Linked DNA regions of Homo sapiens: region 1 is linked to region 2. A link is an interaction called in ENCODE POLR2A ChIA-PET data of the cell type or tissue named here. Cell type or tissue: HepG2. All regions are shown on one strand. Each heading gives the region's core, and the rest is flanking DNA. Links, peaks and the distances in the headings are about the cores only.

Region 1 (10,730 bases), core at 5,376-7,875, 280 kb after region 2:
ATCATTATCAGCAGCAGCAGCAGCATCGTCATCATCACTATCATGATAGTGGAAGCACAATTTAATTCAAAAATACTAATTAAGCTTGAACTATCTTCCAGGCACTGGAGTACTTGCTGGGGGTGGAGAGAGGTGAAAAAGAGAGAAACAATAATTAAGTTAACAAATCAATAAACAAGAATAGGCTATAATAAGTGATGTGAAGGAAATAGTCAGGTTGATGTGCTAAAGAGTGGCTGGGGCTGTGGAAGATTGGTTGGGGGTTCAGGCTTTATTCTAGATTGGATGGGCCAAGGAGGATAATCTCAGAAAGTGGCATTTAAGCTGGGACCCATGCAGATTGCTGGGAAAGAGTGTGCCCGACAGAGGTGTGACTGGTCCTGAAGGTAGATTTTTTTTTGAGGAACAGAAGCAGCAATGTGTGAGGAGTAGAGAGTGAGGTGTAAAGTGATAGGAGATTAATCAAAGAGTTGAGCTTGCTGGCCCTTGAGGGCCACCTGAAAATTTTAAGCAGGGAGTGATTTGTCCATGAATTTAGAGGATTATTTTGGCTGCTTTGTGGAGAATGACTGGATGGGAGAGGAGTTATGACTTGGAAATGAAAAGACTAAGAGACTCCCATCCTTCTCAACCCACACAGAGTCAGTCACCAAGTCTGAGGGGTTCCCGGAGCACTCCAGGCATTGTACAGGGACTTGAATCATTATGGGAGCAGCAGAGACGGGGAGAAGTGTTGGATCAAGAATTTCATTTAATAGTTGGGTGTGGTGGCATGTGCCTGTAGTCCCAGCTACTCAGAAGGTCAAGGCAGGAGGATCATTTGAGCCCAGGGGTTTGAGTCCAGCCTGGACAACATAGTGAGATGCCATTTCTAAAAAAAAAAAAAAAAAAAAAAAAAAAAAAAAAAGAGAGAGAGAGAGAAAAAGAAAAAATTAAGAATTTATGTCAGGTATTAGTGAAGGGTGAATATTAGTAAAGCTGAAAAAGGTTTGAAGAAGTTTACAAAAAAATGAACTTCATTTAATTCACGTTTATTGAGCTCTGACAATGCACCAGGCACTGTTCTAGGGATTAGGGATATGGAGATGAATGGGATAAGGCCCCTGCCCTCCTGGAGCCTACGCTCCAGAGACAACAAAGGTAGTAAACCAGTAGGCAGCAGTATAATATCATTTTAGATCATATAAATGCTATGAAGATGATACGGCAAGATAAGGGGACCAAGAATGATCGGGACTGTTTGAGATGGAGTGATTGTTGAAGATTAATTAGATTAGATGCATGGGTATGGGGAAAAGGAGGCAGGAAGTGTAGTAGGTTTTAGGGTTTGGGCTTGCACTTCAGAGGAGACAGGTAGTTGTGTCATTTACTAAGAAGGGAAGCCTGGAGAGTAAATAAGTGGTTGATTCTCCCAGCCACTCCTCAGCTCAGGTTGGGGATGCTAGGCATGTCTTGCCATAGGAGTCAGCTGGTTTCAGCAGTTGGTGATTTTCATCTCAGAGGCCCCCAGTGTGGGTGTCACAGACTTCTGCTCTGCCCAGGAATGCATCCTACCAGGCATTTCCTAGGGAGCAGGGAAGAGCCTCTCCCTGGAGTTCTCCTCTGCCTGCCGATCCCTGCCTCCTGGCACCTCCACCTCAATAGTCCAGTTTCATCATTCTCCCACTCCCTCTTCATTTCCCTAAAGGCCCTGTTTCAGCTGGTGGTTCCATCCACCACCCACTTGCCCAGCACAGAAAGTTAGGAGTCATTCTGGACTCCTCCTGCCCCGTCACAGTGCACATCCAACCAGTCACCGAGTCTTCCTGCTGTTACCTTCCTGTCTCTTCCTTTCCGTCCAACCTCACTGCTCTCAACTGAGCACCAGCCTCTGCGTCTCTCATTTATACTCTTAAAGACCCTTTCTGGTGGGCATGGTGGCTCATACCTATAATCCAGCACTTTGGGAGGCCGAGGCTGGTGGATCATTTGAGGTCAGGAGTTCGAGACCAGCCTGGCCTACATGGTGAAACCCTGTCTCTACTAAAAATACAAAAATTAGCCAGGCATGGTGGCACGCACCTGTAATTCCAGCTACTCAGGTGGCTGAGGCAGGAGAATCGCTTGAACCCAGGAGGCAGAGGCCGCAGTGAGCTGAGATTGCGCCACTGCACTCAAGCCTGGGCGACAGATCCAGACTCCATCTCAAACAAACAAACAAACAAACAAGACCCTTCCTGGCAGGTGTGATGGCTCATGCCTGTAATCCCAATGACTCAAGAGGCTGAGGTAGCTGAGGCAGGAAGATCAGTTGAGGCCAGGAGTTCGAGACCAGATGGGGCAACATAGCAAGACTCTGTCTCTAAAAAATAAAAAAAAAGACCCTTCTTGCCTCTTGCCTGCCTTTATCTGACCCACCCTCTTTACCCATGCCAGAGAGAGTTTTCTCAATAGCAAACCAGAATGTATCATTTTCAGGGCTTAGGACCTTGTCTCTTCCTGACATGTTGTCTTCAAGATAAAAATCCCAGCTCCTGAGCCTAGGGTATAAGACCAGTCATGATTGGCCTCTGTGTATCTCTTTAGCTGCATCTCATGCCTCTACTCACCCTTCATTATATGTTCCAATCAGACAAAAGCAGCTTCTAGCAAACTAAATGCTTGCTGCTGCCTGATGTCCTCACTCCTTTCACAAGTGGAAGACTCTCTTTTTGAGTTTCATTGAACACGTTTTTCTACTTTAAAACCCAACCTAGAAATCCCCTCCTCCAGAAAAGCTTCCTCTCTTCTATGCTACTTCTGGTCCCTGCATGTGCTTCTAGTTTTCTCACTCACTGCAAAATAATACAGTGATCCGTTTACTTGCCTGTCTCTTTCACTGCCAGATGAGCTGTTTGAAGGCTAGCATTGTGACTTATTCTGTTCAGTGTCCCCAAGCCTAGCAGGGGATCTGCCCCCATATGGGGACTTACAAATAATTAAATTGGATGGGTGTTGGCCCAGGTCCTTCAGATGCAACCTGGAAAGTCTTATTCTTGTAGAAACTTCTAGAAACATAATTAATGACAACAAAAGCAGTCTAGCACCTCTTGTAGGAATGAATCACGGTATTTTAGAAGGGTGGGACTAGACAGTGTGGCCTAGGAGCCATCATGTACTTCCTCACACGATGTTTAATCAGGGGCAGCTCTAATTACAGGTGGCCCTCTTCCTGGACTTGCGATGCCTAATAGTGTATTTATCAAGGCTTTCATCAGGTTAGAGTAGAGTGGTTAAAAACTAGGCATTGTAATCAGGCAGAATTAGGTCCCAATCCCTGATTGGTTGTGCAACTTTAGAGTGGTAATTTTGCTTCTCAGTTTTCTCATCTATAAAATGGGGATAAAAATGGCTCCCTTGCCATTGAGTCTTTGTGAAGATGAAATCACTTCATGCATCTAAAGTGTTCAACTCAGTACTTGGCATTGGGAACAAAAGAGTTGGCTTGATGTTGACTATTAGACAAAAATTCATGATGACATTTAAGTCTCAATGTAAGTATCACTTCTGCCTGCAAACAGATTAGTTTACTTTCTAAGATAGGTGCCTGCTTTACTTTCTCAGATAAGTTATTTATTTATTTATTTATTTATTTATTTATTTATTTATTTATTTTTGAGACAGTCTTGCTCTGTCGCCCAAGCTGTGGTGCTATCTCGGCTCACTGCAACTTCCGTTCCCCGGGTTCAGGTGATTCTTGTGCCTCAGCCTCCTGAATATCTGGGATTACAGGCATGCACCACCACACCCAGCTAATTTTGTAATTTTTAATAGAGACAGGGTTTCACCATCTTGGCCAGGCTGGTCTCAAACTCCTGGCCTCAATTGATTTGCCCGCCTCAGCCTACCAAAGTGCTGGGATTACAGGTGTGAGCCACTGTGCCCGGCCCTCATAGAACTTTAATACTTTTATTTATATCATTCATCACGATGTCATTTAGTCTGACATCCTCACTCAGCTCAGAAAGCTCCCAGAGGGCGCGGCTGTCTTTTTTATTGTTTACCATTGTGTTCCTAACTTTTAACACAGTTCCTGGTACAGAGACAGTTCCGACCGAATATTTGAATAAACAAAAGAATGAATAAGCAAACCTTTCCTAACGGCTGCTACCACTAAAGATCTTAGCATGGTGTGTGTGTGCGTGTGTGTGTGTGTGTGTGTGTGTGTGTGTGTGTGGTGGGGCTATTCAGTAAGGCTAGAAGTGAAAAAGCTAGTAGAAAGCCCATGGTGATGGAGAATGGAGGAAGACTGATTAGGGAGCTCCTCAGCAGTATAAGGAAGGACTAAGAGCACATAAGGACAGGATCATAGAATTCCGCATCTCAGGATTTTTGAGGCTGCCACTGCCTTAGCTGTGAGGCCAGTGCATATAAGAATAGTTTGCACAGTTCTGCTGTGGAAATCAGGGCTTTTACTGAAAGCTTAGCCAACTAGCCAGCAAGAATAGCTTTCTGGAACTTAGAGCCTTGTGAAAATTCCCAAACTGAGGATAATTCCAAAAAAGGTTTTCTTGCTGGCTTTGAAAAGTAGGATATACTTTTTAAAACCCCTTCTTCATCTATGATACAGATTATCTGACAGTTCCTGTGCAGAAGTCCACAGAAGGCAGGAAAGAAGGGGCCAGGAGTAAATCAGGTGCCTCATATGAAGACCTCAGCTAAGGAATAAGAAGAGTAAGAAAACAGCACGTCTTCAAATAACATCATTTCCTTCAACGCCGTTTCATTATGTTGATGAGAAAAAAAAAATCTCTTCCCAGCTGGGGCCACTGTCTGTGTGGAGTCTGCACATTCTCCCCAAGTCTGCATGGATTTTCTCCAGGTACTCTGTTTTCCTCTCACTAGGATACTATCCCAAAGATGCACACCTGAGGTTAATTGGTGTGTCTGAAAGGTCCCAGTGTGAGTGAATGTGGGTGTGTGCGTGAGTGCGCTCTGCAATGGGATAACGTCCTGTCCAGGGCTAGTGCCTGCCTTGTGCCCTGAGCTGCCAGGATAGGCCCCAGCCACCCAGGACCTTGAACTGGATTAATTGGGTAAATAATTCTCTTATCTCTTTTTATTAATCTTTCCTAAATGACTGTATAGCTCACATTTGTTTCAATGTTTAACTTTTAGAAGTGTTTTCAGTCTTTATGAGAAGTTTAGTGATGATTCTGTTACCAGAACTATGCCATAGGAATTTAACTCTTGTTAGTATCAATTAGCCTATGGCCAAATTGGTTTCCTTATACATCGTTTTGCTTGAAGTTGCGTTTCCAAGATTTTATTGACAATGTTAAGTGAGGACTTACTGTACAGCGTGGGGGTCAGGTTAGAGCAATGCTATTCAAAGTGTGGTACACAGATGGCTGCTGATCCCCAGACTGCTTTTGGCTTCCAACAAGATATGGAGCAGGAGGTAAGTCAACTGCATCACTAATCATACTGTTTGTAGTTCAGCTGGTATTTTCTTCACAGTAAGACTTTCTCCATGAAGGTAGCATTGCATTGATTTACATTTTGACCCAGGCTGTCACTGCCCTAGGCTTGGACCATTAACAAATAGTTCACTGTAAAGCTGCTTTGAGCAGCTCTGGTTTGGAGCATGGGCTTTGGAATCAGTCAGAGTGGGCTCTACCACTTAAGCAAGTTCCTTAAGCTGCCTGAGTTCCCTAGTAGGACACAAGGAAGAGTGTGGATTCTATTTCAAAAGCAATTCAAAGCCACTGGGAGGTTTCAAGCCCGATCATAAAGTTTCTTGTGAACCATGTTAGAGTTTGGACTTTGTTCAAGGAAAAGGGACCCACCAAAGATTTAAAAGCAGGGGAATGTCAGGATTAGAACTGTATTTTGGAAAGTTTACTCTGGCTGTGGTAAAGATAACAGCTTAGGCGGGACAGGAGGCAAAGAAACCAGCTAAGGGAAGGCATTCTGGTGGTGGAATGAGAGAATAAATGTAAGAATGAGTGAATTCATAGCATTTACTAGATAACAAGCTTCCTTGTGGCAGGAGCCTCACCACCTTTTGCTATGGATGTTCTTCAGCACAAACTTTCAGTTTTTGTGCAAGTCAATTTTTAATTAACATTTAACTGGCAAAAATGACTAGCTAATATAAAATCAAGCTAGATTCTCTGTCCATTCTAGAGAAGTTGAGCCTTTGTGAGCAAGGCTGATCTCGCTCATGATACAGAAGTCTGTCTCTTTTACCTTGTTTACTTTTTTCCTGTTTACCTTCACAGCCACTGATCCTCAAGGTTAGCAGATGAGTAAGTTTCCAATAGCAGCTGAACTGGAGTGATTTCTATCTGGAACCAAACAAATAGCTAGACTCTGTTTGGAATTTCTGCTTCCAGAGTTATCCAGCCACAGAGCCTGTTGCACAAGGCAAACTGGCACTTGCCCAGCATGCTTAATAGAATTCTTAGTACTCTTACCTAGAAGTCCTATTCATTATTTGAGGCCATGCCAGTCAACACCAGCTCAACCAATATCAATGACCAAGTAACAATGAAGACAGCTATTTGTTGAGCACTTACTATGTAGCAGGCACTGAGCTAAGGGATTTACATGCATTTTCTGATTTTTTTTCTTGTCACACAGAATGTTTTTATTCCTGCTAATAGATTCTTTATGATTTGAGATACATTTAGAATGTATATATTTTTATTATACTTTAAGTTCTAGGGTACATGTGCACAACGTGCAGGTTTGTTACATGTGTATACGTGTGCCATGTTGGTGTGCTGCACCCATTAACACGTCATTTACATTAGGTATATCTCCTAATGCTATCCCTCCCCCCTCCCCCTACCCCATGACAGGCCCCTGTGTGTGATGTTCCCCACCCTGTGTCCAAGCGTTCTCATTGTTGAGTTCCCACCTATGAGTGAGAACATGCGGTGTTTGGTTTTCTGTCCTTGTGATAGTTTGCTCAGAATGATGGTTTCCAGCTTCATCCATGTCCCTACAAAGGACATGAACTCATCATTTTTTATGGCTGTATAGTATTCCATGGTGTATATGTGCCACATTTTCTTAATCCAGTCTATCATTGATGGACATTTGGGTTGGTTCCAAGTCTTTGCTATTGTGAATAGTGCTGCAGTAAACATATGTGTGCATGTGTCTTTATAGCAGCATGACTTATAATCCTTTGGGTATATACCCAGTAATGGGATGGCTGGGTCAAATGGTATTTCTAGTTCTAGATCCTTGAGGAATCGCCACACTGTCTTCCATAATGGTTGAACTAGTTTATAGTCCCACCAACAGTATAAAAGTGTCCCTATTTCTCCACATCCTCTCCAGCACCTGTTGTTTCCTGACCTTTTAGTGATCGCCATTCTAACTGGTGTGAGATGGTATCTCATTGTGGTTTTGATTTGCATTTCTCTGATGGCCAGTGATGATGAGCATTTTTTCATGTGTCTGTTGGCTGCGTAAATGTCTTTTGAGAAGCGTCTGTTCATATCCTTTTCCCACTTTTTGATGCGGTTGTTTGATTTTTTCTTGTAAATTTGTTTAAGTTCTTTGTAGATTCTGGATATCAGCCCTTTGTCAGAGGGGTAGATTGCAAAAATTTTCTCCCATTCTGTAGGTTGCCTGTTCACTCTGATGGTAGTTTCTTTTACTGTGCAGAAGCTCTTTAGTTTAGTTAGAACCCATTTGTCTATTCTGGCTTTTGTTGCCATTGCTTTTGGTATTTTAGTCATGAAGTCCTTGCCCATGCCTATGTCCTGAATGGTATTGCCTAGTTTTCTTCTAGGGTGTTTATGGTTTTAGGTCTAATATTTAAGTCTTTAATCCATCTTGAATTAATTTTTGTATAAGGTGTAAGGAAGGGATCCAGTTTCAGCTTTCTACATATGGCTAGCCAGTTTTCCCAGCACCATTTATTAAATAGGGAATCCTTTCCCCATTTCTTGTTTTTGTTAGGTTTGTCAAAGATCACATGGTTGTAGATGTATGGTGTTATTTCTGAGGCCTCTGTTCTGTTCCATTGGTCTATATCTCTGTTTTGGTACCAGTACCTTGCTGTTTTCGTTACTGTAGCCTTGTAGCATAGTTTGAAGTCAGGTAGTGTGATGCCTCCAGCTTTGTTCTTTTTGCTTAGGATTGTCTTGGCAATGCAGGCTCTTTTTTGGTTCCATGTGAACTTTAAAGTAGTTTTTTTCCAGTTTTGTGAAGAAAGTCATTGGTAGCTTGATGGGGATGGCACTGGATCTATAAATTACCTTGGGCAGTATGGCTATTTTCACGATATTGATTCTTCCTATCCATGAGCATGGAATGTTCTTCCATTTGTTTGTGTCCTCTTTTGTTTCGTTGAGCAGTGGTTTGTAGTTCTCCTTGAAGAGGTCCTTCACATCCCTTGTAAGTTGGATTCCTAGGTATTTTATTCTCTTTGTAGCAATTGTGAATGGGAGTTCAGTCATGATTTGGCTCTGTGGTTGCCTGTTATTGGTGTATAGGAATGCTTGTGATTTTTGCACATTGATTTTGTATCCTGAGACTTTGCTGATGTTGCTTATCAGCTTAAGGAGATTTTGGGCTGAGACGATGGGGTTTTCTAAATACACAATCATGTTATCCGCAAACAGGAACAATTTGACTTCCTCTTTTCCTAATTGAATGCCCTTTATTTCTTTCTCTTGCCTGATTGCCCTGGCCAGAACTTCCAACATTATGTTGAATAGGAGTGGTAAAGGGGGCATCCCTGTCTTGTGCCAATTTTCAAAGGGAATGCTTCCAGTTTTTGCCCATTCATTATGATATTGGCTGTGGGTTTGTCATAAATAGCTCTTATTATTTTGAGATACATTCCATGAATACCTAGTTTATTGAAAGTTTTTAGCATGAAAGGCTGTTGAATTTTGTTGAAGGCCTTTTCTGCATCTATTGAGATAATCATGCGGTTTTTGACTTTGGTTCTGTTTATGTGATTGATTATGTTTATTGATTTGTGTGTGTTGAACCAGCCTTGCATCCCAGGGATGAAGCTGACTTGATCGTGATGGATAAGCTTTCTGATGCACTGCTGGATTCGGTTTGTCAGTATTTTATTGAGGATTTTCGCATCGATGTTCATCAGGGATATTGGCGTAAAATTCTTTTTTTTGTTGTTGTTTTGTCTCTGCCAGGCTTTGGTATCAGGATGATGCTGGCCTCATAAAATGAGTTAGGGAGGATTCCCTCTTTTTCTATTGATTGGAAGAGTTTCAGAAGGAATGGTACCAGCTCTTCTTTGTACCTCTGGTAGAATTTGGCTGTGAATCCGTCTGGTCCTGGACTTTTTTTGGTTGGTACGCTATTAATTATTGCCTCAATTTCAGAGCCTGTTATTGGTCTATTCAGAGATTCAACTTCTTCCTGGTTTAGTCTTGGGAGGGTGTATATGTCCAGGAATTTATCCATTTCTTCTAGATTTTCTAGTTTATTTGTGTAAAGGTGTTTATAGTATTCTCTGATGGTAGTTTGTATTTCTGTGGGATCAGTAGTGATATCCCCTTTATCATTTTTTATTGCATCTATTTGATTCTTCTCTCTTTTCTTCTTTATTGGTCTTGCTAGTGGTCTATCAATTTTGTTGATCTTTTTAAAAAAACCAGCTCCTGGATTCATTGATTTTTTGAAGGGTTTTTTGTGTCTCTGTCTCCTTCAGTTCTGCTCTAATCTTAGCTATTTCTTGCCTTCTGCTAGCTTTTGAATTTATTTGCTCTTGCTTCTCTAGTTATTTTAATTGTGATGTTAGGGTGTCGATTTTAGATCTTTCCTGCTTTCTCTTGTGGGCACTTAGTGCTATAAATTTCCCTCTACACACTGCTTTAAATGTGTCCCAGAGATTCTGGTACATTTTGTCTTTGTTCTCATTGGTTTCAAAGAACATCTTTATTTCTGCCTTCATTTCATTATTTACCCAGTAGCCATTCAGGAACAGGTTGTTCAGTTTCCATGTAGTTGTGTGGTTTTGAGTGAGTTTCTTAATCCTGAGTTCTAATTTGATTGCACTGTGGTCTGAGAGACAGTTTGTTGTGATTTCTGTTCTTTTGCATTTGCTGAGGAGTGGTTTTCTTCCAACTATGTGGTTAATTTTGGAGTAAGTGTGGTGTGGTGCTGAGAATAATGTATATTTTGTTGATTTGGGGTGGAGAGTTCTGTTGATGTCTATTAGGTCTGCTTGGTGCAGAGCTGAGTTCAAGTGCTGGATATCCTTGTTAACCTTCTGTCTCGTTGATCTGTCTAACATTGACAGTGGGTTGTTAAAGTCTCCCATTATTATTGTGTGGGAGTCTAAGTCTCTTTGTAGGTCTCTAAGGACTTGCTTTGTGAATCTGGGTGCTTCTGTATTGGATGCATATGTATTTAGGATAGTTAGCTCTTCTTGTTGAATTGATCCCTTTGCCATTATGTAATGGCCTTTGTGTCTTTTGATCTTTGTTGGTTTAAAGTCTGTTTCATCAGAGACTAAGATTGCAACCCCTGCTATTTTTTGTTTTCCATTTGCTTGGTAGATCTTCCTCCATCCCTTTATTTTGAGCCTATGTGTGTCTCTGCACATGAGATGGGTCTCCTGAATACAGCACACTGATGGGTCTTGACTCTTTATCCAATTTGCCAGTCTGTGTCTTTTAATTGGGGCATTTAGCCCATTTACATTTAAGGTTAATATTGTTATGTGTGAATTTGATCCTGTCATTATGATGTTAGCTGGTTATTTTGCCCATTAG
Region 2 (10,730 bases), core at 3,628-6,127:
TTCTAAGCATCTCATATTTTGCCTCACTTTCCTCATCTGTAAGAATGAGAATGATAGTGTTTACTTCATCCTATTTTTAAGTGTCTTAAGAAGACCTTTCCCCTGTAATATTTTTGTATCTCTTTAATTTTAATATTTCAAACATATAGGAAAATTTCAAAAATAGTACAAGAAATTTCCATATACCCTTTACCCAGATTTACCAGTTTTTTTGCGTTGACCATTTACCTTATATTCTCTTATTCTTTCTCTCTGAATATATTATATATAATTATTTATCTAAACCATTTAAATTGTGTGTGTGTATATATATATATACACCCCATTTCTGTATCTCTGAGTATATATAATGTATCCAAAGATATAGAAATTGTACATATAATGTATATCATTTATAGATATATATAAAATATTTATGTACAAACAAACACCATTTAAGAGTAAGTTGGAGGCCAGGCACAGAGTGGCTCATGCCTGTAAATTCAGCACTTTGGGAGGCCAAGGTGGGAGGATAGCTTGAGCCCAGGGGTTCAAGACCAGCCTGGGCAACATAGGGAGACCTCTGTCTGCACAAAAAATAAAAGAATTAGCCAGGCATAGTAGTGCATGCCTGTGGTTCCATCATCTTGTGGAATGCTGAGGTGGAAGGATCACTTGGACCCAGGGGGTCGAGGTTGCCGTGAGCCATGATTGTGCCACTGCACTCCAGCCTGGGTGACAGAGGGAGACCCTGTCTAAAAAAAAAGCATAACTTGGAGATACGTTTCTTTTTACTGCTAAATACATTGGTGTGAATTTCCTAAGAAATAAGGTTGTTCTCTTACATAACCACACTAGTTCATGCAGTTTTTATGAGGATTAAACTGAATAAATAAAGTAAAGCACTTTGCAGAGTGCCCATCACCCTTGCAGGTGCCAATAATTGGTAGCCATGGTTGCTGAGTTCTCTTCATTGGTCCTTGGCTTCTAGCCTACCTGGGTTGGTGTCAGTTCCCAAGCATGCCCTACACTTTGCCATTCTTCCTGCTGGACTGCAGCTCACCAGCCCCACCTGTATGCATTGACTCCTCCCCTCCCCTCCCAGGCAGCACCTAGTGCCTCCTGCTCCATGGGACATCTGTCATCTGCCTCCCTCCCTACTTCCAGCAGGAAGGGGTCTGCTTCAAGTCAGGCCCTTTCTGGTCGAAGGCTACAGAGGCCCATACAAGATGGCTCTGGAAAAAAGCACAGGAATCTCAGGCAAGGAATAGCGGCCCCTGCTGCTGGGCAGGTGCGGGCTGCAACAGGGAGGTGTGAGGAACCGAGGCAGCAGCATCTCCCCACACCTCCCTCTATACCTACCCACCTATGTCATGGTTTCCTCTGCCTCCTAAAACCCTCATTTATGAGTCAGTTCTGCCTCTTACTAGCGTGTGACCCTCGGCAAGCTGCTTAATCACTTTGAGCCTGTTCCCTTGCTTTGTAAAAATAAGGCTAAGGGTAATAATAGACCAGGCACAGTGGCTCACGTCTGTAATCCCAGCACTTTGGGAGGCCAAGACAGGTGGATCACCTGAGGTCAGGAGTTCAAGACCAGCCTGGCCAACATGGCAAAACCCCATCTCTACTAAAAATGATATACAAAAAATTAGCTGGGTGTGGTGGCAGGTGTTTGTAGTTCTAGCTACTCAGGAGACTGAGGCAGGAGAATTGCTTGAACCTGGGAGGCAGAGGTTGCAGTAAGCCGAGATTGTGCCACTGCACTCCAGTCTAGGCAACAGAGCAAGACTCAGTCTAAAAAAAAAAAAAAATTACAAAAATTAGCCGGGCATGGTGGCGCACACCTGTAATCCCAGCTACTCAGAAGGCTGAAGCAGGAGAATCTCTTGAACCTGGGAGGCAGAGGTTGCAGTGAGCTGAGATCGTGCCACTGCACTCCAGCCTGGGTGACGGAGCAAGACTCAGTCTAAAAAAAAAAAAATACAAAAATTAGCCAGGCATTGTGGTGCATGCCTGTAATCCCAGCTACTCAGAAGGCTGAGGCAGGAGAATCACTTGAACCTGGGAGACAGAGGTTACAGTGACCGAGATTGCACCATTACACTCTAGCCTGGGTGACAGAACGAGACGCCGTCTCAAAAAAAAAAAAAGGAACAATAACCAAGATTTTATTGAGTGCAAAGCACAGTTCTAACTGTTTTATATTTATTAGCTCAACTAACCATCATACCAACCTTCTGAGAAAGGTACTAATATTGTCGTTATTTAGAGATGAAGACGTGGCGGCACAGGGGGATTGAGTAATTTGCCCAAGGTCGCACAGCTAGAAAGTGGCAAAGCCAGGATTCAAGCTCAAGTTGTCTGGCTCCAGAGCTTGTGGTCTTAAACTGCCATCTACTTTGAAGGGTTGTTGTGAGAATTAAGCATGGATTATCTTATTTAAGGCATTTAGCAGAGAAGCAAGGCTCATCATAAATGCTTTAAAATGTTAATGGTTATTACAGTATCACAGCATTAGTTTGCAGGTGACCGCAATGGACTTCATGGCCCCAGCCTATGCCTCCTAACCCTTCAGCTCAGCTGCTGCAAATCATGAGAGATGCTGAGTTGAAAATATCACAGAGCCAGCCTTGAGCTGGACTATCACTTGGTACAGGAGACGTCAGGGGTCATGTGGTGCCAACCGCAGCAGCTGCCCACTCAGGGTAGGTCATGGGTGACTGGTATCCTAAGTACTTTTTTTTTTTTTTTTTTTTTTTAGAGTCTAGCTCTGTTGCCCAGGCTGGATTGCAATGGCATGATCTCTGCAACCTCCATCTCCCAGACTCAAGTAATTCTCCTGTCTCAGCCTCTCGAGTAGCTGGGACTACAGGCGTGTGCCACCACACCTGGCTAATTTTGTATTTTTAGTGGAGACAGGGTTTCGTCATGTTTGCCAGGCTGGTCTCGAAGTCCTGACCTCAAGTGATTCACCCGCCTCGGCCTCACAAAGTGCAAGGATTACAGGCATGAGCCACTGTGCCCAGCCTAAGGACATTCTTTCTCAGAACTTTGAAAGTAAATTGCTCTGAATGCTCATGGCAGTTCACAGGGCCTGGTGGTTTCTGCCTCAAACCCCTGTGGCAAACTCCTGTTTGTCTGTGTGATTCCTACCCTCTTGCTACTTGAAGTGTGGGCCGTGGACCAGCACGTCAGCATTGCCTGGGAGTTTATTAGAAATGCAGAATCCCAGCCGGGCACAGTGCTCATGCCTGTAGTCCCAGAACTTTGGGAGGCCGAGATGGGTGGGTCACCTGAGTTCAGGAGTTTGAGACCAGCCTGGCCAACATGGCGAAACCCCGTCTCTACTAAAAATACAAAAATTAGCCAGACGTGGTGGCGGGCATCTGTTATCCCAGCTATTCAGGAGGCTGAGGCAGGAGAATTGCTTGAACCCAGGAGGTGGAGGTTGCAGTGAGCCGAGATTGCACCACTGCACTCCAGCCTGGGTGACAGAGCGAGACTGTCTCAAAAACGAAAAAAAAAAAAAGCAGAATCCCGGGCTGCACCCCAGATCCCCTGAATCAGAATGTGAATTTTAACCAGATCCCCAGAGGTACTTACGCATGTTAACATTGAGTAGCACTGACTATTCAATACTACTTCTGTTGTTTTTCTTTTTTTCTTTTGTGGCTGCCTGTGCCTCTTTCTAGTTCAGATTTAGGGCACACTACATACTTGTGGTATCAATAAACAGTGGACTTTTACAACCAGCTATAAATACTATCTAGAGAAAGGAGCTTCGCAGCTTATTCCCAGAGCCCCATGTGAAATAAGAGATTGAAGCCGGGTGGGGCGATGGAGCTCAATTGATAGGGGTTCACACCTGCAGAGAAAATGCAAGGTCCTGAGGTCTCAGTGCATCTACCAAGAAGGTCAGGTGCCAAAGGTCAGAGCAGTCTCAGGCTATGCAGGAGGTCACCAGGGCTACAGAACACGGGACAGCGGATGAGGGCCAGCCAGAGGTGGGAGCACTCATGGCAGGGTGGTGCCTGTTGGCTCTAATAAGCAATGAGGTGGCAGGCACAGAGGCAGGATTTCAGTCCTCAGAGAACAGAGGGAAGAAAAGGACAAGGAGGAACTGGAGTCTACAATAAGTTTCCCAGGCAGGGAGTTGAGCTGGCAAAGTAAGTCACAGGCTGCCTGGGAGAAGTATTGATGTGAGGGGGCCAGGCATGGTGGCTCATGCCTGTAATCCCAGCACTTTGGGAGGCTGAGGCGGGTGGATCACCTGAGGTTGGGAGTTCGAGACCAGCCTGACCAACATGGAGAAACCCCATCTCTACTAAAAACACAAAATTAGCCAGGTGTGGTGGTGCACACCTGTAATCCCAGCTACTCAGGAGGCTGAGGCAGGAGAATCACTTGAACCCAGGAGGCGGAGGTTGCAGTGAGCCGAGATTGCGCCATTGGACTCAAGCCTGGGCAACAAGAGTGAAACTCCATCTCAAAAAAAGAAAAAAAAAGGAAAGAAATATTGCTGTGAGGGGACTAGCACAATGATGCCTTGGGCCAAGGCTTTGGTTGGGTGAGCTGGGACCCCTAAACATAAACCCTGGCCCCAGCCAGGGGGAACCTGAGCCTGGAGCAGTCCTGGGAAGCCAGAGGTGGGCTCCAGGTGTGGGACTGGGTACAGGTGGGGACAAGGAGCCATTCACGGGCTGCAGAGAGAGTCTGAGAGGCTCGTGAAGCAACTAACCTTTCCTGGCATGAGGGTGGCAGGAGGTGTGGCCAGATTCCAGAGGGCTTTCCCATCAGGGATTAGGACACTGCCCTCGCCAGGCCCTGGCTCACCTGTGCACAGCATTTTATCGGAAGCACGGACCTTGCCCCAACACATTCCTGAGATAACACTCCCCCGCCCGTCTCAGAAGACACTCAGTCCGTTGGTGTGAGGGAGGCTGCTGACACCCCCCAGATTCATTTCCAGTTTGTTTGACGTTGGCATGTATGTCTGTGTAACATGACTGAAGAACGAGTCATTAGTGAGCTGTCCAAAGTCCCTTTGGGAACATTCCAGGAAAATAAACCAATATTCCATCAAAGCCACAAATAACTTTTTTTTTTTTTTTCCATTCCTTCAAAGCAGGCTTTCTCAGAGTGTGGTCCACAGACTTCCTGCTTTAGACTCCCCAGAGGAGCTTGTAAAATGCAGATTCCTGGGCCGCCACCCTAAGCCTACTGAATCAGAATCCCAGTGGGGCTTCTGGGAACTGCATTTTTATATGCTACCCAGATGATTCTAATACACCTTAATCTCGAAAACCTCTCACTCTCTTTGCCCCTTTGCTTGATCGTTCCTTTGTGTCAACACCGTGTGCCCGCTGCGCTCTGATACTACCTCCCTGTGCTGCCCCACCTGGTGAACTTCAGCTGAAGGGCCACCTCTCCCTGGGAGCCTTCCTTGCCATCTTTGTCCCATCTTGTGTAGGGGCCCACTGTGTTTTCTCCTAATATGAATCTACCACAAAGTAGTAGTTTCTTTCTGCCTGACTGCTCCCCTGAATGGGGAAGCATCCTGCCCAGTCTCTCCAGGCCCAGCAGAAAGTTTTGCCTATAATTGGTACTAAGAAAGGAATCAGTGCAAGTGAAGGGTGCTGAGCGGCAACGGAAGGGCTACAGAGTAGGGGTGACGAATGGTCGCTTCCCGTTAAGAAGCTGTCACCTTCTGACTCCTCTCCTGGTGAGTCTGAACTCCTAGGTCAAGTCTGGGGCCAGAGGGCGAGCATCAGACCCAAGAAGAGGCCAAGGCTCTGGCTGGCAGGAGGCACAGCCCACCTGTTTGGGACTGCGGTGTCCCTGGTGTAAGCTCAGATCCCTGTCTGTATTTCAGGGAGACTCCATAGCTTGACATTCTTCCTGCTACAGAAAAACAGATGAAAGAACAGTTTTCCAGTCCCAGGGCTGACCCCAAACCCAGGACAGCTAGAATGCTCAGGCCTCCCCCCTCTTTTCAGGCAGGAGAAGCTGAAGAATAGAACTATTGGACCATGAAACTCCCAAGAGTCCTTCCCCCTCAGCGTTTCTCAGAATTTGCGACCACGATTTTCTCTGTGAGGCTCGCAATTGCTATTTGCCAAACTGGTAACTGTTGACCCAACAGAAATCAAACAAAGATACCAGCAGCCCCAGACAGGCTGTCTTCATCGCATCAGTGAAGGGAGAGCAGGTGCCTGGGATCGAAAGGACATTGTCCATCACCTGGCTCTGAAAAACAAAATGCATTTCCTTATTCTTAACAAGCTGAGCACCAGAAACCTGCTTTACCAGTCCAGGGTGCCTCCTGGAAGCTGGCTCGCTTATCTGCATGTATGTGAGGGCTGGGGGTGTTTTTGTGGGGCTGGCTCCGGGCAGGGTGGCTTTGGAAAGGAGAGGCCTGACCTAGCGAGACTCTAGGGTCAGCCCAGACTGCTGTGACCTCAGGGGACTCAGCCCAGGAGGTCCAGGTGAGGGCAGCCTGCCCTCTACGTCTGCAGTAGGTGAAGAACCCCTTGGTTACTTGAAGAGAAAGAAAGGACTGGCTGGGTTGTAGGCAGCAGGGCCGAGCAGCTGAGGGCTAAGTGCACAGCAGGCCCTAGCAAATGCTTCTGGAATTGAATTGGTCCAAGGGGAGACTCCAGCTTTAGTTCAACATGGGCTGTATCCGAATCCTTCTGAAATTTGCTGGGATTCCATGAGGGAGTCAGGTATTACAAGGTTTTGGCAATTACTGAGTTTCTTTTGTGCTTTTTTCTTTATGAGAATGTTGTTTCTGAACCCATTCCCTTTCTCTTCCCTTCTCACCAAATTACACTTGATTTGCCTCCAGGAAGAAAATAGTACATTGTTATCATTTGGTCAAGATTTCATATTCAAAAAAGAGTAAAGTGACAATATAGTTCAAAAATCTTGTTAGATGCTGTGGAAACCTCACCCGGCAGTAGTGATAGCTGCCACGTACTGAGGGATTTTATAGACATTTACATTTTCACTTGTCCTCACCTTCCAGATGAGGCAGCTGTGGCCCAGAGAGGTTAGGGAACTTACCGAGGTCACACAGCAAGTTGGCAAGAGGGTTGGGGTTTCAGTCTGGGCTCTCTGACTTCGCAGCCAAGTGCCTGCCAGTGCTGCATTGTCTCAAGGTATTTGGCGTGTTGATGTGACATCACTCACCCTCCTTGAGTTCTCTGACATTTCTCAGAGCGTTTGTCTGTGTGTCCTGATTTGAGAATTAGTTAAGCTCTCGCACTCTCCGGGGTGCAGTGCCTGGAATTCAGGCACTGGAGGAAGTCCTGCCTCCTTCCTGGAGCTCGCAGCCAGATCCCACAGATCCTGCTCTGTTGGACAGTGAGGATGGGAGGTGTGGCCCAGGGGTTGGCAGGATGGTAGTGGGGTGCAGAGTAGACAGGGCTGCGATGACTCTCCAGACCCATGCTTCTTGTCAGTTCCCAGGCACTGAACCCAGGACTTCCCCCACCAAGGCATCCTGTCCTATTTCCCCCATTGCCTCCTGCCCTCTTAGGATATACAGCTATTGAGAAATGTGAACACAGAGGCCTTTTCAGAGAGAAAGAAGTCCTGCTCCTCAGTATTCCCAGGATCCTAGCTTACTGGAGAGATTAAAAGGCTGGATTATGTGGGAAGGAGAGGCAAGTGGACTGGGACAGTTTAGATCTAATTGCCTAATGACTCCTAGAATATGTCCTTCCAGATGTCCTCATTTTCATTCAGAGTCACTGCCTGCCTTTGTGAGAGGTCATACAGTGTTGAATGATGCGTTATCAGTGTAATGCAATAGCCCAGTGACGTCATGAAAATCCTGGCTTTCTGAGAACACGTTCACAGATAGGAATGCAGTGCTGGAGAGACCCGAGGGTCTTGGTATACTGCACAATTCAGCTTCTATTGTGTAACTCCTGGGTTTATTGGCCCTTTGTTGCTGCTCTCTTTGATAAAGTATGATTTTTTTTTTTTAACTTTCTGATTAGAAATCAGTAGTTTAAGCCTGCTAATCACCTCTTTGGCTTGGCCTGCAGATCATGGAAAGTCCACAACACTTAATCTGTTTGCAAATGTTCTCTTGGTTCCAGAAGTTCAGAAATGTTACCAGCTCCCAATTTTTTATAAGATTGTATAATTTTTACCTTAATTACAATAATAAAGGTTCTGAGATCTATTACACAGATACCTTTTCTTAGTTTACTTTTTAAAAATTTATTTTTAATTGTGGCAAAATATATGTAATATAAAATTTACCATTTTAACCATTTCCGATGTACAGCTCTGTGGTGTTAACTACATTCATATTGTGCAACCATCACCACCATCCATCTTTAGAACGCTCTTCATCTTGCAAAACTGAAACTCTGAAAACTTCTACTTTCTGTCTCTATGAATTTGACTTCTCTGACTGCCTCATATAAGTGAAATCTTAGAGTATTTGTCATTTTTTGTGACTGGCTATTTTTTTTTTTTTTTTGAGATGGAGTTTCGCTCTTGTTGCCCAGGCTGGAGTTCAATGGCGTGGTCTCAGCTCACTGCAGCCTCCACCTCCTGGGTTCAAGCTATTCTCCTGCCTCAGCCTCCCAAATAGCTGGGATTACAGGCACCTGCTACCACACCTGGCTAATTTTTGTATCTTTAGTAGAGATAGGATTTCACCATGTTGGCCAGGCTGGTCTCAAACTTCTAACCTCAGGTGATCTGCCCGCCTTGGCCTCCCAAAGTGCTGGGATTACAGGCATGAGCCACCATGCCTGGCCTGTGACTGGCTATTTTACTTAGCATAATGTTCTCAAGGTTTATCTATGTTGTCGGCTGTGTCAGAATTTCTTTCCTTTTTAAAGCTGAATAATGTTTCATTGTACGTACATATGTGAGATGTATATACATACAATGTGTTGCAATATATACACATACATACACACATATACACGACGTCTTGTTAATCAGTTCATCTGTTGGTGGACACTTGGGTTGCTTCTGCATTTTGGCTCTTGTGAACAATGCTGCTGTGAACATACGTGTATAAATATGTGTTAGCCGGGCGTGGTGGCTCACGCCTCTAATCCCAGCACTTTGGGAGGCCAAGGTGAGTGGATCACCTGACGTCAGGAGTTTGAGACCAGCCTGGCCAACATGGTGAAACCCCATCTCTACTAAAGATACAAAAATTAGCTGGACGTGGTGGCGGGTGCCTGTAATCCCAGCTCCTCGGGAGGCCGAGGCAGGAGAATCACTTGAACCCAGGAGGCAGAGGTTGCAGTAAGCCGAGATTGCAACACTGCACTCCAGCCTGGGCAACATAGACTTCATCTCAAAAATAAATAAATAAATAAATATGTGTTTGTTGCCCCTGCTTTCCATTCTGTTAGGTACATACCCAGAAGGAGAATTGCTAGATCACATGGTAATTTATCTATTTTTTTGAGACAAGGTCTCTTTCTCAGGCTGGAGTGCAGTGGTACGATCTTAGCTTACTGCAGCCGCTACTTCCTGGCTCAAGTGATCCTCCAGCCTCAGCCTCCTGAGTAGTTGGGACCACAGGCGTGAGCCACTGCACCCAGCTCATTTTTGTACTTTTAGTAGAGACAAGGTTTTGCCACATTGCTCAGGCTGGTCTTGAACTCCTGAGTTCAAAGCAGTCCGCCCACCTTGGCCTCCCATAGTGTTGGGATTACTGGCATGAGCCACTGTGCCTGGCCTGGTAATTCTATTTCTAATTTTTCGAGAAACTGCCATCTGTTTTCCACTATTTTACATTCCCACTAGCAGTGCAGAAGGGTTCCAATTTCTCCACGTCATCATCAACACTTATTATTGTTTTATTTTTATTTTTTTAATAGTAGCCAACCTAATGGGTATGAAGTGGTATTTCATTGTGGTTTTGGTTTGCATTTCCCTAGTGATGAGTGATGTTGAGCATTTATATATACACTTTTTTTTTTTTTTTGAGATGGAGTTTTCTTGCTCTGTTGCCCAGGCTGGAGTGCACTAGCACGATCTCAGCTCACTGCAACTGCCACCTCCCAGATTCAAGTGATTTTCCTGCCTCAGCCTCCCAAGTAGCTGGGATTACAGGCGCCCGCCACCATGCCTGGCTAATTTTTGTATTTTTAGTAGAGACGGAGTTTCACCATGTTGGCCAGGTTGGTTTCAAACTCCTGACCTCAGGTGATCTGCCTGGCTTGGCCTCCAAAAGTGCTGGGATTATAGGCGTTAACCACTGAACCTGGCCCATATGCTTTTTAAAAAGCCAACTCCTCATGCCACTTCAAAGCTAGAAAGGCAGTAGAGTGTAACATTCAAGGAACTGATCTTAGAAGCCAAACTCCCAGGTTTTAATCCTGTCTGCTCTCCTTACTAACTTGGTGACTTTGAGTCAGTTACAAGACCTCTCTGTGCTTCAGTTTCCCGTCTGTGAAATGGGATAAGTGACCTAATCTCATCAGGTTACCAGGATAACTCAGTGAATTAATAGAGATAAGTCCCATAACATGTGTAAGACTCTGTGTGTTTGGTAGGTGCTGGGCATCAGTGCTGTCAGTGAACAGAGCAGAATCTGCTGCCTTCATCCTCCCGGGATGGCTTTCTTCTCTGCTGAGGCTTTTTCAAGTAGAGCAAAGGCCTTGGGAGGCTGAAATGAGATGGTGGCTGGAACTGGTGGGTTTTCACACCCCAAAGGTGGGTGTGTCAAGGGGCAGAAGAACAGGGGCAGTTTCTGTCCGATGTCC

The links. ChIA-PET counts read pairs that join two places held together with the same protein. Peaks named below come from ENCODE experiments on the same cell type or tissue, not always from the same donor. Only the 100,000 strongest peaks of a DNase experiment are listed, where the experiment ranks them.
Region 1: POLR2A ChIA-PET joins it to region 2 with 6 read pairs; 1 of 35 experiments calls an interaction of 5 or more read pairs at or near these places.

The regions. Positions count from the first base shown.
Region 1 is chr5:168,585,893-168,596,622 of GRCh38, forward strand. No RefSeq gene overlaps it. Among named protein-coding and RNA genes, the nearest start is that of PANK3, 12 kb to the left of the region's middle. In HepG2, for the core only: no CTCF peak of the experiment used is centred there; DNase peaks (open chromatin) are centred at 5,719 and 6,319; H3K4me3 peaks cover 750 bases.
Region 2 is chr5:168,310,101-168,320,830 of GRCh38, forward strand. The region is part of intron 1 of WWC1 (WW and C2 domain containing 1); the gene reads left to right. Among named protein-coding and RNA genes, the nearest start is that of WWC1, 24 kb to the left of the region's middle. RefSeq lists enhancers at 4,189-4,712, 8,456-8,545. In HepG2, for the core only: no CTCF peak of the experiment used is centred there; a DNase peak (open chromatin) is centred at 4,971; H3K4me3 peaks cover 952 bases.